2 separate regions of the Homo sapiens genome follow, and region 2 is linked to region 1. A link is a loop called in an ENCODE intact Hi-C map of the cell type or tissue named here. Cell type or tissue: HCT116. All regions are shown on one strand. Each heading gives the region's core, and the rest is flanking DNA. Links, peaks and the distances in the headings are about the cores only.

The links. A loop is a pair of places that touch in the nucleus more often than their neighbours do. Peaks named below come from ENCODE experiments on the same cell type or tissue, not always from the same donor. Only the 100,000 strongest peaks of a DNase experiment are listed, where the experiment ranks them.
Region 2: it touches region 1 in a loop (3-fold over the local background); 9 of 110 quality-filtered maps call a loop at or near these places.

What each region holds. Positions count from the first base shown.
Region 1 is chr13:26,944,768-26,950,156 of GRCh38, forward strand. No RefSeq gene overlaps it. Among named protein-coding and RNA genes, the nearest start is that of USP12-AS1, 180 kb to the right of the region's middle. In HCT116, for the core only: a CTCF peak has its summit at 2,354 (motif pointing right); a DNase peak (open chromatin) is centred at 2,394.
Region 2 is chr13:27,995,698-28,001,086 of GRCh38, forward strand. No RefSeq gene overlaps it. Among named protein-coding and RNA genes, the nearest start is that of URAD, 9.7 kb to the left of the region's middle. In HCT116, for the core only: a CTCF peak has its summit at 2,400 (motif pointing left); a DNase peak (open chromatin) is centred at 2,414; H3K27ac peaks cover 257 bases.

The DNA of each region.
Region 1 (5,389 bases), core at 234-5,233:
TCTTCAACATTGTACAGCAGGTTCTAGTCAGAGCAGTTGGGTAAGAAAATCAAATAAAAGCAATTGGAGGGTAAGAAATATAGCCATCTCTGTTCACAGATTACATGATCTTGTATACAGGAAATTCTAAAAAATCAACTAAAAACTAATCAGACTAATAAATGAGTTCAGCCAAGCAGCAGGATACAAGATAAGAGGCAAAAATAAATTGTATTTCTATACATTTGCAATGAACAATAAAAAATGAAATGATAAAAACAATTTTAAAACTTAAAGAAGATCTAAATATATGGAAAGACATCCCATAGTCATGGATCAAGAGACTTAATATTGTCAAGATGACAATACTCGCCAAAGTGATCTACAGAGTCAGTGCAATCTCTATCAAAATCCCAGCTGACTTCTGTGCAAAAATTGAAAAGCCAATCCTAAAATTTATATGGAAATTCGAAGGACCCAGAATAACAAAAACAATCTTGAAAAGAAGAACTGAGTTGAAGGGCTCACAATTCAATTCCTTATTTCAAAACTTACTGCAAAGCTATAGCAATCAAGACAAAGTGGTACTGGTATAAAGCTAGACATAAAGGTCAATGAAAAGGAACTGACAGTCCATAAATAAAGCCTCACAATTACAGTTAATTGATTTTCATCAAGAATTTCAAAACAATTCAGTAGAGCAAAGAATGGTGTTTTCAACAAATTGTGCTACAACAAATGAATATCCATATGCAAAAGAATGAAGATGTACATTTATCCCACACCATACACATACACAAACACACACACACACACACAACTCAAAAGGGATCAAAGACCTAAATGTAAGTGATACAACTGTAAAACTCTTTGAAGAAAGCATATGACTAAATCTTCATGACCTTTGATTTGGCAAAGGCTTCTTAGATATGAGACCTAAAGTATGAACAACAAAAGGAAAAACAGATAAATTGGACTTCATCAAAATTAACACATTTGTCCTTCAAAGGACACCATCAAGAAAATGAAAAGACACCTATTGAAAGGAAGAAAAATTTTGCAAATCATATATCTGATAATGGGATTGTATCATATATCTGATAAGGGAATTGTAAAGAACTCTTTGCAACTCAATAACAAGAAGAGGAACCACTTGATTCTAAAATGAGCAGAAGACATGGCTAGGCATTTCTCCATGGAAAATACACAAATGCCCAGCAAATACATGAAAACATGCTCAACATCATTAGCCATCAGGGAAATGTGAATCAAATCATAATGAGCTACCTCTTCACACCTACAGGATGGTCAGATTAAAAATGACAACAACAGCTGGTGACAATGTGGGGAAAGAAGCGTCAAAATATTAAACGTAGTTAACATTTGACCCAGTAATTCCATTCCTAGGTATATGCACACACAAAAAATGAAAACAGGCTCACACAAAAACTTGCACATGAACGTTCATAGCAGCATTATTCAAAATTGCCAAAAAGTAAAAACAGCTCTAATGTCTATCAACTGACGAGTGCATAAATAAAATGTAGCACATTCATACAAAGGAATATATTCAGCAGTAAAAAGGAAAGAAATACTAATACATGATAAAACATAGATGGGCCTTGAAAACACTAAGCTAACGAAAAAGGCCAGCCAAGAAAGACCACACAATCAAGTGATTCTGTTTATATGAAATGCCCAGGATAGGCAAATCCACAGAGACAAAAAAGTAGCTTAGTGGTTGGCAGGGCCTAGGAGAGAAGGGGAGATCGAGGGGTCACGGCTGAAGGGTATGGAATTTCCTTGGGAGGAGATGAGGGTGTTCTAAAATTGTGATGATGGTTGCACAACTCTGTGAATATAAGAGCTAAAAACTATTCAATTGTACACTCTAAACAGGCGAGTTCACTGGCATATGAATTACATCTCAATGAAGCAGTTATGAAGAAGAGAAAGAAGGAAGAGAAGGAGAAAAGGAAGGAAGGAAAGAAGGGGAGGAAGAAAGAAAGGAGAGAGATTCCTGCCCCAAAGACCTTCTTAAACTAAAGACAGTTGGAGAACACACTCTAGGCTCAGATGTGTCCTCATTGTGTCCGTGGGTAAGATGAATAGTAATTAACTCTCCTGCCAATGTCCCCTGCCACAGCTTCCTCTGAGCAGCAGGGTCTGGGACAGGCAAAGGGAACAAAGACTGTATCTGCCATGGCCTCTATCACTTCAGGGCACAATGCTGACTCTAGTCCCCCAAGTAGTATAAAATACTTTTGATAGAGCATGACTTTTTACCTACGCTTGACCAGAAATGGATCCCTGTGTAACCCTGTGTACAGAAATTACTAATCCTAGCTTTAGGATGAAGTTGCTATTGGTACAAATAGCCACAAGATGACAGTGTCGTCCTACTCAAATTCTTAACACAAGGCCCTGTCCTCAGCTCCTCTTCATAAGAGGTGTAAATGAAGTGATGCTAGTTTCCTGCCCTTCTGAGAACACTAGGCTTGAATTGTATTTGAATCAATTTTTTTTTTTTTTGAGACGGAGTTTCACTCTTGTTGCCCAGGCTGGAGTGCAATGGCATGAGCTCGGCTCACTGTAACCTCCAACTCCAGGGTTCAAGCAATTCTCCTGCCTCAGCCTCCCAAGTAGCTGGGATTATAAGCATGCACCACCACGCCCAGCTAATTTTTTGTATTTAGTGGAGACAGCGTTTCACCATGTTGGCCAGGCTGGTCTCAAACTCCTGACCTCAGGTGATCCACCCGCTTCGGCCTCTCAAAGTGCTGGGATTACAGGCATGCACTACCACACCCTGCCATGAATCAATTATTATAAAATAACTATTAAAGTATTAGCTAAATGAGAAGGAATCATGCTTAGGATTAAATAGCCCTTCTTTATTAAACCTTCTTACCAAAAATGTGATGGGAAAACTATTCAAGAATGAAAGCAAAGATTGCATTTTGATGGTTTCAACAGAAAAATGGATAAGCATGATATGGTTCATACAAGCAATGGAACATGATTCAGCCTTAAAAAGGAAGGAAATTCTGACACATGCTACTACATGGGTGAACCTTGAGGACATTATGCTAAATTAAATAAACCAGTGCAAAAGGAAAAATATTGTATGATTCTACTCATATGAGGTATTTAGAGTAGCCAAACTCATAGAGACAGAAAGTAGAATGGTGGTTGCAGGGGCTGGGGGAAAGAGCGGGGAGTTGTTTAACGAGGACAGTTGCAGTTTTGCAAGATGAAAGAGTTCTGTAGATAGTGGTGATGATGTGAATGTATTTAATGTCACTGGTGCACTTAAAAATGGTTAAAATTGGTAAAGTTTATGTGATGTATATTTTACCACAATATTTAAAAAGTAAGTTACTTTTAAAAATTTTCAGAATCATTTTTTGGGGGAGCATTGAAAAGTCCTCAGATGAGATGGTCACTCCCAGAATGAGGCAGAGAAGCGGGAGGGGAAGAGGGTGTCTGGAGAAGGGTGGGCACAGGCCCACCAGCCCAAAACATCCCTCCCCACCCTTTGCTGACCCCGCTCCTCTCGAAGCTTCTGGCCACCCTGCTGCTCAGCAGCTCAGATCCAGGTGGCTGAGGGCCACTCTGGATGAGTACAGGAGTCACCAAAATTCACATTTGGGTAATAGCTTGAGTCAAAAGGTGCTGAGAGCTTCCATTAGGACTGACCTCTGGAATGGGCCCCTCACCGGGCCTGCGTCCACCCCACTGCTGTCCTCTGGATGAAAACTAGCAGTTAGGTCTACAGGGTGATGCTTCCATTGAGCGCTTTTGTTCCCTCCGGCACTGTTGTCAGAGCAGATGACACCCCTCACCCCTCACCCTCTGGAAGCTCAGGGTGGTCCCTCCAGTGTCTCTAGGCCCTGGAGTCACACACTGGCCCCTCCAGGCTCAATGGCCCCTGGGGCCCTGTAAAAAGGAGGTAGGCTCTGCAGTCAAGGTGACCTTTCTCAGCTGCAATTTTGATTTCCCCTGAGGAAGGCCCCAAGGAATCCAGGGCTGTGTAAGGAATCCTGGCCCTTCATGCTGGGAGCCAGGATTAAGAATTCCTATACACAGGGCTGCCTAGTTCCATGTCTAGTCAAGGGCAGGTAGAAAGGCACACCCTATCAAAAGTATCAACCAGGCCCAATGGCATGAGCCTGTAGTCCCAGATTCTTGGGAGGCTGAGTTGGGAGGATCATTGAGCCCATGGGGTGAGGCTACAGTAAGCTGTGATTATGCCACTGCACTCCAGCCTGAGTGACAGAGTGAGACCCCCCATCCCAAAAAAAAAACAAAAACAAGTATTTTCATTATTTGTACTGTGGGGGGCGGGGTGGCAAAGTCTGTGTGTGATGATGGTGGATTTGGGACGGTGATTGTCCACAGCACAGGTGAAGCCACTATGCAGAGGGAAAAATCTCTCCCAGATGCCCCAGCACACAGGAACACACACTCTCACGCTTGCACACACGCACCACTGGTCATTATTAAATCGATGTGATTAATATGTGCACGGACAGGCCAGGTGCAGTGGTTCATGCCTGGAATCCCAGCACTTTGGGGGGCCGAGGTGGGTGGATCACAAGGTCAGGAGTTCAAGACCAGCCTGATCAACATGGTGAAACCCCATCGCTACTAAAAATACAAAAATTAGCCAGGTGTGGTGGCGGGCACCTGTAATCCCAGCTACTCAGAAGGCTGAGGCAGGAGAATCACTTGAACCCAGGAGGTGGAGTTTGCGGCGAGCTGAGATCACGCCACTGCCCTCCAGCCTGGGCAACAGAGCAAGACTCTGTCTCAAAAAAAAAAAAAAAAAAAAAAGGGTGCACAGACAATATAGAAAGCCCCTGAGGAGCAGATGTTTGCAGCCTCTGTGAAACTATCTGGTATAGAAGCTTTCCTATTTTTCTCTGGGAACAGTGATGTCACAACTCTGCAGAAGCACCTCCAACAGAAGCCGAATCAGAGACCCGGGGAGGCCTGTGCAAAATGCTCTTCTCCCGGGCAGGTCCCAGCCCAGGCTACCGTTAATATGTAAACACCGAGAGCTAGAATGACCAGGAGGCAAAGGGAAAGAGAGCTAATTAGATAAACCTTCATGCTTACAACCCCATTAGTTAATTAAATGATCACTTTACTGTGCAGAAAGTGAGCTGTCAGACTAATCCAAGTGTTACCAGCTTTATGGGGTCCGTGGGCCCTTTACAAGCTTCCTCTGCTCCCAAGTGTCAAATTGGGGCTGTATTGATAGATAAAAGCAACATCGAGCTGCTCTGATTGCGGCCTTTCCCTTCGATATCTTTATACTGTGCTATAAAAGCCTATTATACTTAATTTAAAGAGTGAAAATTGTTGACATCTCTTTCAATTGCTAATCTTTAGGAAACAATGAATG
Region 2 (5,389 bases), core at 234-5,233, 1.1 Mb after region 1:
CATCACTAATTATAAGAGAAATGCAGTTCAAGCCAGCAACAATGTATTAAAAAAAAAAAAGAGAGAGAGAGAGAGGGATAAATGCAGGCTGGGCATGGTGGCTCACACCTGTAATCCCAGCACTTTGGGAGGCCAAGGCAGGCAAATTGCTTGAGTTCAGGAGTTCAAGACCAGCCTGGGGAACATGTGAAACCCCATCTCTAATAAAAATACACACACAAAAAATTAGCCAGGCATGGTGACACATGCCTGTAGTTCCAGGTACTTGGGAGGCTGAGGTGGGAGAATTACCTGAGCCCAGGAGGTTGAGGCTGCAGTAAGCTGAGATCTCACCACTGTGCTCCAGCCTGGGCAACAGAGTGAGACCCTGTCTCAAAAAATAAAAATTAAAAAAAAGAGAGATGATGACCGGGTGTGGTGGCTCATGCCTGTAATCCCAGCACTTTGGGAGGCCGAGGTAGGTGGATCCCTGAGGTCAGGAGTTTGAGACCAGCCTGGCTAACATGGTGAAACCCTGTTTCTACTAAAAACACAAAAAATTAGCCAGGCTGGTGGTGCTCGCCTGTAATCCCAGCTACTTGGGGGGCTGAGGCAGGAGAATCGGTTGAACCCGGGAGGCAGAGGTTGCAGTGAGCCAAGATCGCACCATTGCACTCCAGCTTGGGCAACAAGAACAAAATTTCACTTAAAAAAAAAAAAAGAAAGAAGAGAGAGAGAAAGAGAGAGATGCAAATTAAAACCATAATGAAATACCACCTTACACCTGTTAGATCGGCTATTATAAAAAGATGACAGAAACCGTTATGCACTGTTGATGAGAATGTAAATTAATACAGCCATTTTGGAAGACAGTATGGAGGATCCTCAAAAAACTAAGAATAGACTCACCATATGATCCAGTAATCCACTGGGTATATGTCCAAAAGAATTGGAATCAGTATGTGAAAGAGATGTCTGCACAACCATGCTCATTGCAGCACTATTCACAATAGCCAAGATATAAAAACAATCTCAGTGTCCAGCAACAGATGAATGGATTTTTAAAATATAGTATGTATACACAATAGAAACTACTTAGCCTTATTTATTTATTTTTTTTCTGAGACAGAGTCTCGCTCTTGTTGCCCAGGCTAGAGTGCAATGGCACGATCTCCTCTCATTGCAACCTCCACCTCCCAGGTTCAAGTAATCCTCCTGCCTCAGCCTCCAGAGTAGCTGAGATTACTGGCACCCACCACTGTACCCAGCTAATTCTTGTATTTTTAGTAGAGATGGGATTTCGCCATGTTGGCCTGGCTAGTCTCAAACTCCTGACCTTAGGTGATCCACCCACCTTGGCCTCCCAAAGTGCTGGGATTACAGGCATGAGCCACCAGCCTCGGTCTACTCAGCCTTTAAAAAACAGGAAATTCTGTCCTTTATGATAACATGGATGAATCTAGAGGACATTGTGTTAATTGGAATAAGGCAGACAGAGACAGGCAAATATTGTATGATCTCACTTAGGTGTGGAATCTAAAAAAGTTGAAGCATGTAAGTAGAGTCAAATGTTGGTTACCAGAGGCTGGGGCGGGCAAGATGTGGGGGAGAGGTGAGGGGAGAAGTTTGTCAAAGGGTCCAAAGTTTCCGTTAGACAGCAGGCATAAGCTCTGGTGTTCTATTGTACAACACAATGACTGTAGTTAATAGGAATGTATTGTATACTCCAAAATGGCGAAAACACAGGGTTTTAAATGTTCTCACCACAAATAAATAATAAATATTTGAGGCCGGGCGTGGTGGCTCACACCTGTAATCCTAGCCCTTTGGAAGGCTGAGGCAATTAGATCACCTGAGGTCAGGAGTTCGAGAGCAGCCTGGCCAGCATGGTGAAACCTCGTCTCTACTAAAAATACAAAAATTAGCTGGGCGTGGTGGCACACACCTGTAATCCCAGCTACTCGGGAGACTGAGGCCATGAGAATCACTTGAATCCAGGAGGCGGAGGTTGCAGTGAACAGAGATCACACCACTGCACTCCAGCCTGGGCGAAAGAGCAAGACTCCATCTCAAAAAATGATAATAATCATAAATAAATAAATATTTGAGGCGATGGATATACTAATTACCCTGACTTCATCATCCCACAATGTTTACATGTATTGAAACATCACATTGTACCCCATAAGTAGATACAATTATTATTTGTCAGTTTAAAATAAAACTTTTAAAACCCAACTGAATACTGAAGAAATGAATTGAAGCTATCTGCATAGAGGGTTGTTTTCCTTCGAATCAGCGGATTGGCTTTTTCTTTCATTCTGCTACTTAAAATCTGCCTTTCCAGGGGCAGGCAGGGCGTAGTCGCGAAGTCAGGCCTAGGGCCTGAGATCAATTTTTTAAAGAAGTGCTAGGGCGCCAGCTGCTGGCAAGATTACTACAAAGGCCTAGTGGAAAGGGCTGCCCTTGTGCAGCAACAGCCTATGTAGGAACAGCAAGTTGCATTCCTCCTCGGTGTTAAAAATAGGTAGTTATGTCAGGTACAAAACTTGACCCAAACTGAAATAGAATCTGTGGTAAGAATTTGGTTTAATAAGAGTTGATTTTCATTTCTCCTTAAGAGGTTGTACATTTTATGTGGGTTTTTTTACCACAATAAAAAATAGACAGATATGATAAAAAGAGACAAAATGAGAATTACAAAAAGCTAAGAAAGAAAAGTAAGGAAATACAGAAAATCACATAATAGTAGAACCCAACAGTCATCTCAAGGTAAGTGTTAACAGGGGACTGGAGACAGCAAGTTATTAGCTCAAGTTTCAATTTCCTCAGAAAAAATTGGTATAAGTTTAGAACCTAATTCATAAGGTAGTTAGGAAGATTAAATGAGATAACACACATCTAGTTCCCTGCACATAACAAGCCCTTCACAGATACACATATTGGGCAAATATTGACACATTGTAAAGAATAAAAGGCATGTCTGACAATATAGCCAGTATGATTTCATTTACATAAAAAAGATGTGTGTGTGTGTGTATATGTAACTATGTGTGTGCAGTTATATATATATAAATATATATATTTATATATAAATATATGTTATATATACATAAATATATGTTATATATATTTATATATATTTATATACATATAAATATATATATTTATATACATATATAAAAATATATATATATTTATATATAAATATATGTTATATATATTTATATACATATAAATATATATTTATATACATATAAATATATATTTATATACATATAAATATATGTATATACATATAAATATATATTTATATACATATAAATATATATTTATATACATATAAATATATGTATATACATATATATATGTATATACATATAAATATATATGTATATACATATAAATATATATGTATATACATATAAATATATATAATATTTATATACATATATATATTTATATTTATATGTATATACATATATATTTATATTTATATGTATATACATATATATATTTATATTTATATGTATATACATATATATATGTATATAAATATATATATTTATATGTATATAATATACATACATATATATATATTTTTTTGAGATGGAGTTTTGCTCTTGTTGCCCAGGCTGGAGTGTAATGGCTCCATCTCGGCTCACCACAACCTCCACCTCCTGGATTCAAGTGATTCTCCTGCCTCAGCCTCCCAAGTAGCTGGGATTTACAGGGATGCGCCACCATGCCCCGCTAATTTTGTATTTTTAGTGGAGACGGGGTTTCTCCATGTTGGTCAGGCTGGTCTCAAACTCCCAACCTCAGGTGATCCACCTGCCTCGGCTTCCCAAAGTGCTGGGATTACAGGTGTGAGCTACTGTGCCCTGCCATGTAAATATATTTAACAAGAAGATGGGGGAAATATACCTCAAACTTTTTTATTTTTTCAGAGACAGGGTCTCACTCTGTAGCCCAGGCTGGAGTGCAATGGTGTGATCATGGCTCACCACAGCCTTGAACTCCTTTGAGCAATCCTCCCACCATAGCCTCCCAAGTAGCTGGGACTATGGATACACACCACCACTCCCAGCTAGTTTTTACGTTTTTTTTTTTAATTTCTGTAGAGATGGGGGTCTCTCACCACATTGCCCAGGCTGGTCTTGAACTCTTGGCCTCAAGTGATCCTCCCATCTCCGCCTCCTAAAGTGCTGAGATTACAGGCATGAACCACTGCATCCAGCCAATACCTCAAACTTTATCAGTAGTTTTCCCGAAGTAGTATTTTGGGATTTGGGTTGTACAAATAAAAGGTCCCACTTATTATTATAGGTAAAAATAAAAAATAGTTTATTTTTTTTTTTTTTTTTGAGACAGAGTCTCGCTCTGTCGCTCAGGCTGGAGAGCAGTGGCATGATCTCGGCTCACTGCAACCTCCGTCTCCTGGGTTCAAACAATTCTCTGCCTCAGGCTCCCAAGTAGCTGGGATTACAGGCACCTGCCACCACGCCTGGCTAATTTTTGTATTTTTTAGTAGAGAGGGGGTTTCACTGTCTTGGCCAGGCTGGTCTTGAACTCCTGACCTGGTGATCCACCTGCCTCAGCCTCCCAAAGTGCTGGGATTACAGGCGTGAGCCACTGCGCCACTGCGCCGGGTCAAAATGATTTGATTTTTAACATCAAGCGTATTTTATGTTTTTACTTGAGTAGGTAAAAAAGTGATTGACTATGTATACTTATTGTATCTTGACTGTATACCCAAATCAGAGTTAAGCATACAACTTGGCATAAATCATATCTGCTTTCAAACTTCTTAAAATCCTGTTAAGAAGACAGGACATTTACTTAAGAAGATAAATAACAGCATAAGGTAGGCAGGCTCTACATTGAGATACAGACCAGAAGCCCTTACATTTCAGTGCAGGAAGCCGTCACTCATGGGCTCGGAAACTGGCGAAGACCTGAAGGAGAAGAAAGAGCTGAAGTCTGGTCAGGAAGCAAGGATGTAACTAGGAAGAGCAGAAGTTGACATTCCAAGGAGAGGAAAACCAGAGGTGGGAATGTTCAAGACACACTCGCTAGAGGGACAGGCTAAGCAGCCAGTGCTGAGCAATGCTGAGGCCAGGCTGTGGGTGCATGGAGTGCTAGGAAGAGAGTGTGGCTTTTGCTGCTAGACCCTGGGAACTAGCTGCTAGATCCCAGGAAGCCCTGCAGGCAGCGACATATGCAAATCAGTACTTTAGGAAGATGAACCTGGCAGTGGCTTAGAGAAAACACTGAATGGTGGAGAGATTGGAGGAAGAGTTAGGTGAGGAAGGAGTCACAGGATCCTTGGGGTGTTGCTTTGCCAGCTGGAAACCTTTGTGGCTCGCGATGCCTTCTGCCTGAGTATTGCTCGCAGCCTCTGGGCTTA